Regions from separate parts of the Homo sapiens genome. Here region 1 is linked to region 2. A link is a contact called in ENCODE Hi-C or POLR2A ChIA-PET data. All regions are on one chromosome and are shown on one strand. The core of a region is the stretch at or near the end of the contact, and the rest is flanking DNA. Distances in the headings are between cores, read along the strand shown. Region 1 has its middle 38 kb from the start of LCLAT1. Region 2 has its middle 44 kb from the start of LBH.

Region 1 (4,005 bases), core at 850-3,349, 130 kb before region 2:
TCACCACATTAGCCAGGATGGTCTCGATCTCCTGACCTCGTGATCCGCCCGCCTCGGCCTCCCAAAGTGCTGGGATTACAGGCGTGAGCCACCGCACCTGGCAACAATCCTTTTCAGTTGCTATTCACCCATCTACCAAAAATATGAAGTCATTTTTGCTGAGGGTGCAGTAAAGCATGCCAACTTCATTTTCCAACCTGGAGTTTCTTGGGCCTATAGGAAACGGATTAGAGTCTTTGAGGCTGGTACATTTGGGGACCTTGTTTGCAACGTTCCTCTAAAGTAGACCTTATAATGAATGGAAGCAAGAGAAGAGTGCCAGATTATTCTGGAATGCTGTCAATATCCTGTGTCTCTGAGACTCTACTGTTGCCCTTATGTCCAAAGCCCCATGATTAACTCAGGTACCAGTGAGGAGGAAAAAGCAGAAATGTGAACTCTCATAGTCACCTACTGCAGGCCAAGGTCTCTGTCTAGGAACTGCTATGTGTGAGTCAATTTCCTGATGATGCAGTTTTTTTCTGCTCCATACCATGCTGAGTGGAATGTCTTGTTTATCAGCCCTCCAGGACCCCCACACCTGGTACTGTGGCATCATGACGATTGTCATAGTCTATGGGAAGGTGACTTCAATCTGCTGTGTGTATAATACTGTGTGACTCCCAGTTGTCAGCCACTCAGTCATTAAGCAGAAGAAAGAATGGGAAGGCACAGAGATCAGAGGGAGAAGGACAAAGAGATACAAGGAGAGTGACAGGAAAGAAGAAAAAATGACTGAGAAACTCCTAATGCAAAGTGGGTAATGGGTTTTGAAAATAACAGGGTGAGCCAAAGAGAAAGGGACAAATGATTTAGCAGAGAGACTGGAACATATACTGGTACCTCCACCTACTGTACCCCAAGCCTTGTGTTGAACCTGGACAAACAGTCTGGCCCTTCCAGGGACTCCCAAGCACAACGAAACACAGAGCTTCAAAGGAAAGAAGAGCAGGAAGTTGGTGGGTTTCAGGTGCTTGGAAAAGAAGTAGGCTGACATCTGACTCATCCTATTCAACTGCAAGCACCCAACACACACAGAAGCTTTCAGATGAGATCATCTGGTCGTGACTTGCAAAAGACTCTGATTTGGTGGCATATGGGGCTAGGCACTTTATCAACATTTTTCTTCCAGCACAGCAAAAGGTGGGTAGAATTGCAGCTCTTTTATAATAATAAATAATGTTATGGAAAGGAAAAATGAAGTATAGAGAAGGGACAGACCTTAAAAAGGATGCTCAATAATAAGAAAAACAAACACACACACACACACACACACACACACACACACAGACAAACAGACATTGTTCTCCTTGATCCATTGAGAGGTAATATGGTAGGACAGAAAACACATGGGCTTAAACATCAGAAAGACGTAGGCCTAAGCCTGCTTTTGCCACTTACTGACCTTTAGCAGTTGGTTTAACCTCTTTGATCCTCAGTTCTTTCATCTGTACAATGGGAAAATAATACCTACTATTCAGGGTTGTTGTGACGGCTGATGATGAGATGTGCATTTGGTTAGGAGATCAGTAACTGTCAGCCAGGATTATTCTACTATCTGTTAGCTTCAAGCAGCAGTGTGAGGACTAACTTCTCCAGGCAGCTCCTCCATCTCCCCAGTTATTGTTGTTTTATGGTACTTTGGAAAGGAGTTTCAAGTTCATTTGGTTCAAGTCGTTCCTTTTGTGGTCCAGAAAGGTGGGTGGCTGATTCGACATCACAGTTGGGATGTAGATTAGTGGCAAAGCTGGGTTGGTGCACCTGGCTTCCCAGACAATACTGCTTCCTCCTTACCTGTCTGCTTCTGCTAAAATGATGACTGGACCATCTTTGTAATAAGTCTTCAGAAGAAAAAATATTGGTAAAAATAAATGAACCAGATGCCTCCCCTTTCATTACTTTGCGATCCCTTTACTCACCTGGGTTGTTGTGCAAAGCGGATAAGCTCTCCACCTTGTGGGTGCTAACACAGGGATCAGGGAGATTTCTTATCAATGTGCTGGCAGCCCCATCAAAACTTCACATGAGCTTTTTTTGCTTTCCTGGTGGAGGCAGTAGCAGTGACTTGCTGCTATGGGATGCTCTGTCCACTAGCCTTGGCTTATGGGAATCCATCCAATGACTGTGCAGGAAGTCATCTATCTAATCCCCTTTGCCAGTAAGAATGTTTAAAACTGGCCAGAACCTCAGGGACAGTTCAGCTATTAATGGAAAGTAAATCAAATCTGAGGCCCTTAAAGACCCATGTAGTATAAACTGCATTTCCATAGACCTTGAAGCACATCTAGAAAGCCTTGTGGAAAGAAAGAGGGCCTTAGTTTCATCCTAGGCTGTGACTGCTTATGTTAGTTAGGGTCAGGCCAGATAGTTGATTCATCTTTTATAGAGCCAAGAACTCTCCAGAGGTAGAAAACAGGAGGGCAGTGTATTTAAGATGAAAGGAGAAGGAAGAATCCAGCCTAGGAAGAAAGGCAGCCTGGGACCACATCCTGACCCCAATCTTGTCTCAGGGCCGGGTTCAACCTCAGGTCTTCCTTTTCCTTCAGTTGGTTGAGAGAGGAGAGAAGACCAGAAATGGGTGAAAAAGAAGGGAAGCCTTTCATCTGTCCCTTGCAAAAAGGGACTCTCTTACCATGTCCAGTTAAGACTCTCCTTCTAGAAAATGGGCATGGAGGTGCTGATTGGAGCAGAATCCATTTCTCAGATACCAGCTCACCATCAGCATCTGGGTGGAGGGAGGCGTTCATGCTGGCCAGATGTTTGTAAGGCTGTGATAGTGAAGCCAAGAACCCCTGCAGTCAGCCAATGTTCTACCCAGTCTAGGATGAGGCTGCTTTGCCCTCAGCCTGGGGAGTGCCTGGGAAAAGGCAGGTCAGATCAGAGTGGGGATGTGAGGGGACCCTTTCTAAGCCAAAGGCCCACTTCAGTTCCAGGCAAAGAGGGTCTCCCTTTCTTCTCCCCCAACAATTCCTCAGATGATTACTTCCACACCCAATTTCCTTCATGCTCACATAAGGAGCCAGGCTCAGGGTCTGCAGTTTGGGAGGAAAGCTGCCTGCTCACCCCTCCTGTTTATCCTACACACACACACACACACACACACACACACACACACACACACGCCTGCAAGATTTCCACTCTTCACTGACTGTATCAGCCCAGCCTCATCTCCTTCCACGGCAGGGCCCTTGGAACCCAGCGCTGAGCTGGTGCTACTCTAAAAATAACTGTGTCCGATGTGATGAATGGGAAGGCATTTGCTCTCCTTTTCCTGCCTCGCGTCGGGGCCTGAATCATGTTGGGAAATGACATTCTGTTAACACAAGCACTTTTGCTTCCTCCTGTGCTCTCTCACCATCCGGTGGGGGCCCTGGCCGGGACTGGCTTTCAATTTTTAAAGCCCCCTGGGGGTCCATCCAATACCCCCATCCCCTGACATTAAGGAAAGTTTTAAACAAAGAGAAATGGAGAGAAGCATCCTGTGCTTCCCTGGGGGCATGCTAAGGACTTGAGGAGGCACAGGTGGCACAGATACGACCCCACCCCTACTTCACTAGGAAAAGCTGAGCTGACTGGACATCCAGACCAGGAATGTCTCTCGAGGCCAGGAACCAGCCTCAGCTCTGCACTGGGCTCTGGGCAGCCACTTGATGAATGACTGCAGAGTGGGAAATGGGAGGGACCCAGCCAGATAACGACTCCCTGCTTCCATCTGAGAGCGGCTCTGATACCATCTGGAATCAGACTTGTGGGGGAGTGGGCCTCAGCATTTTGGGCAACATATTTTGAGGCTTCTCCTTCCAGAGAAGCAGCTGGGCTTCTCTTGACTTTGTTCTAAGTTCTGTGAAGCCAAGCATCAAACCAACTTACCTTCCCATACCCCTACGTCCCAGTCATCGTGCCTGGCTCAGAAGAAGATCTTAATAGGTGCTTTTTGGTTCGAACAGAAATAAGTAGCATCTAGAG
Region 2 (3,575 bases), core at 943-3,442:
CAGGAGTGAATATGAAAGGACTGCACCCCGTGAAGTCTGTGGGTGCAGAGAAGCAAGAGGAGGTGGTGAGCAGGGTGCTCTGAAGGGATGAAAATATAAGAAAGATTCTGAATCCAGAGGAAGACCTTTAGAAAGGAAATCTTTCCTCATCTGATCCTGATGGGTTGCAGAATTAGCTAATGCTTTGGGAATGACTACAAATAGGACTTTCTAGTAAAATAAGAACAACTACAGATGTGGCAAACTCGATGAGACGGCGTGAGTGGTGTAAGTGTTACTACTGCAGGCTGATTGGGGAGGGGTTCACTGAGGCCTCTCCTGGGCGCCCCAGTGGGCAAACACCTAGCTTTTTTTATGACTAAACTGAACTTCCCCTAGCCTCCTTGCCTTAGACATGCAAAGCATGCTGCCAAGGGAGGAATCTGTGGCCCAAGATGATTTTGCCCAGTGTGCCAGGAGTAGCAGTCCAGCCTGATAAGGAGGCAGGTGGGGCTGGGCCTAGGGTAAGGCAAGCCAGGCACCTGGCTCATAGCATTTAAGGAGGCATTCACTCTGGGGATCATGACAGTGCAGGCTCAGTACTTGCAGGAACCTAAAAATGAAAGCCTCTTTAAATCATGTGCCCTGGGTACCTCATTCTTCATAGGATGCTCATTTTCAGGGCAGAAACCATTATGACTTTTGGGGGCCCTAGGCACTTTTGCCTTTGTAGATTCCTTCCTCTATCTAAAAAATACCTATACATACACACACAAAATTATATTTTAGAACTGCATTGATATAGAGACAAATAATTCAAGCTGGATTTGATTTCTTTTTTCTGATTATAAAATACCTTAAAACATTTTCATAGGCTCTAAAACTATCATGGGTCCTGGCACTGCTACTGCAGCTGGTAGACAAATTCACCATGGCAAGGGGTCACCCAAACCTGAGAGGGAGTCCTCCTGTTGTTTCCACACTAGGTGTTTCACTTGCCTCACCCTAGTCCCAACCCTGGGCACAGGAATCTCTAAGTTAGCAAACTTCATTGAGGGAATTCATTTCCTGCACTTTTCTGAGCTTCAAATTCTTTATGTTTAAAATGGTTATAATAAAGTAGGAGTTGTTTATCACCATATAAATAAGAAAATATAATAAAATTGGGCCAGGCACGGTGGCTCATGCCTATAATCCCAGCACTTTGGGAGGCCGAGGCGGGTGGATCATGAGGTCAGGAGATTGAGACCATCCTGGCTAACACGGTGAAACCCCATCTCTACTAAAAATACAAAAAATTAGCCGGGCATGGTGGCGGGCACCTGTAGTCCTAGCTACTTGGGAGGCTGAGGCTGGAGAATGGTGTGAACCCGGGAGGCAGAGCTTGCAGTGAGCCAAGATCGCACCACTGCACTCCAGCCTGGGCAACAGAGCGAGACTCTGTCTCAAAAAACAAAAAAAAAGAAAATATAATAAAATTACCACAAGATCCAGCAATTCCACTCATAGATATCTACTGAAAAGAATAAAAAGTAGAAACTCAGACAGATACCAGACACCAATGTGCACAGCAGCACTATTCACCACAGCCAAAAGGTGGAAATGACCCAAATGTCCATTGACAGACGAATAGACAAACACAATGTAATCTCTACATACAATGGAATATTATTCAGCCATAGGGAAGAATGAAATTCTGATACATGCCACAACATGAATAAGCCCAAACACATTACACTAAATGAAATGAACCGTACTCGAAAGTCCAAATATTGTATGATTTCACATATGTGAGTTACCTATGTTAGGCAAATTCAGAGAAACAGAAAGTAATTGAGCTTCTGTTTGGAATGATGCAAAAGTTCTGAAAATGGATAGGGGTGACAGTTGCACAAGTTGTGAATGTACTTAATGTCACCAAATTTTACACTTAAAAATAGTTAAAATGGTAAATTGTATGTATATTTTCCACAATAAAAAAAGAGAATGCCTTATCGGCATAAGCGCTTTATATAGGGTAAAAAGGCACACAGACGTAAGAAATCTTTATTGTCCCCATTGACAATTACCATATTGCTGTGGTGAATAAGTCTTCCAAAGTTCACAGACAGATTGGCAGGCATAAAACTGCTATGTAAACACAGCCTTCTCCAGCCCAGACTTGTTGCTCACCACCCACTATGGCCTGCAGATTTGATGACCAAGTTGATGAATGGACGATAGCCAAGATTCTTGAAGCTCTGGGTGGCACAGGGCGTACACTTCCTGGAAACCTGTCATTCCTTGCTGTCTGACAGCATTCTCTTTGGGGGCCAGAGATTATGGTTTTGGCCGAGACATCTAAGATAGTCCTGGTATTGGTAGCATAAGGAGTGACCCACGAGAGGCCAAGTTACCCACCAGGCCCTGACAGTGCACTTTGTACTGACGTTGGCCTGATCCAATTTCCTGGTTTGGAAAGAATGTTCTGATCTCTGAATAAACTGAAAGGGGAGCTTCATTTTGACCTGGGACAGGGACCTGTAGGTCTCAGTGTCTGAGCTACTTCTTTTTCCACTGAGCAAATCCTACTTTCAAAGATGAAGTCTTAAAAAACCACAGAAGAGGTGATGGGGTGGGGGGACCCCCGGGACCAAAGGGCCCTTTATAAACAAATTCACTCCAGGGTTTCTTCAGTAACAAGTCTGTCAGGCCGGGTGCGGTGGCTGACGCCTGTAATCCCAGCACTTTGGGAGGCCAAGGCAGGCGGATCACAAGGTCAGGAGATCGAGACCATCCTGGCTAACATGGTGAAACCCCGCCTCTACTAAAAATACAAAAAATTAGCCGGGTGAGGTGGCGCACGCCTGTAGTCCCAGCTACTCGGGAGGCTGATGCAGGAGAATGGCGTGAACCAGGGAGGCAGAGCTTGCAGTGAGCAGAGATCGCGCCATTGCCCTCCAGCCTGGGCAAGAGAGCGAGACTCCGTCTCAAAAAAAAAAAAAAAAAAAAAGTCTGTCTAGTGCTAGCTGAGTTTTGGGGATGCCCTGCCTCTCATGGGAGCCTATGGACTCCCTGGAATTTGTAAGCCTATGTTGGTATTTGCAGAGAGAAAATCCATAGTTTCCATCAGATTCTCAAAGGGAATCTTTGAGACCCCCAAACTGCTTTAAAACCACTGTTCCTGTGAATTTAAGATGTGATCATTCCTAGTTTTCAGGGGACATATAGATTGGCCAAACCAGATAATGAACCACACACATCTGGTGGCAGACAAGGTGCAGTGTTTCCGTGGGGCAGGGGTCGGGGGTTACCGCTGAACCCTCCTACCTCTTCTCCTAAATGAAGTGATTCATTTTTGAACAAACTATGACCATGAAGCTGTTGTTTCACATCTGTGCAAAAATGCTGGCCCCAAGTGACAGCAAAATCTCCTTGTTGACCATGACTCCTCCTCACTCAGCCAGATTTTGGTATGTGTGTGTAAATGACACACCCAAGTCAACAATTCAGAAAAGAGTCTGAAACAATTGCTCCTAGAAGAGACCCTCCAGGCCTTGCTGATCCCTTTAATAGCTCCTTGTGGTCTACTGTAAGCCCCCAAACAGAGTCTTGGT

Evidence for each region. A loop is a pair of places that touch in the nucleus more often than their neighbours do. ChIA-PET counts read pairs that join two places held with the same protein, here RNA polymerase II (POLR2A). Pooled maps may share reads with other maps.
Region 1: a pooled map shows a loop between it and region 2 (7-fold over the local background). The contact joins two enhancer-like sites. A Hi-C loop is called at or near these places in 5 of 168 maps with a recorded cell type or tissue (B cell, CD4-positive, alpha-beta T cell, CD4-positive, alpha-beta memory T cell and 2 more), 1 of 37 single-sample maps with no recorded cell type and 11 of 50 pooled maps. POLR2A ChIA-PET finds 5 or more read pairs at or near these places in 18 of 52 experiments (A549, BJ, CD4-positive, alpha-beta T cell and 14 more).

What each region holds. Positions count from the first base shown.
Region 1 is chr2:30,407,401-30,411,405 of GRCh38, reverse strand. No RefSeq gene overlaps it. Among named protein-coding and RNA genes, the nearest start is that of LCLAT1, 38 kb to the left of the region's middle. RefSeq lists an enhancer at 310-1,222. Within about 2 kb of position 2,099, at least 12 of the 41 ENCODE cell types and tissues checked have a DNase peak (open chromatin) inside an H3K27ac peak, as active enhancers do; they include PC-9, where a contact is called at or near this core.
Region 2 is chr2:30,273,513-30,277,087 of GRCh38, reverse strand. No RefSeq gene overlaps it. Among named protein-coding and RNA genes, the nearest start is that of LBH, 44 kb to the right of the region's middle. Within about 2 kb of position 2,192, at least 10 of the 41 ENCODE cell types and tissues checked have a DNase peak (open chromatin) inside an H3K27ac peak, as active enhancers do; they include PC-9, where a contact is called at or near this core.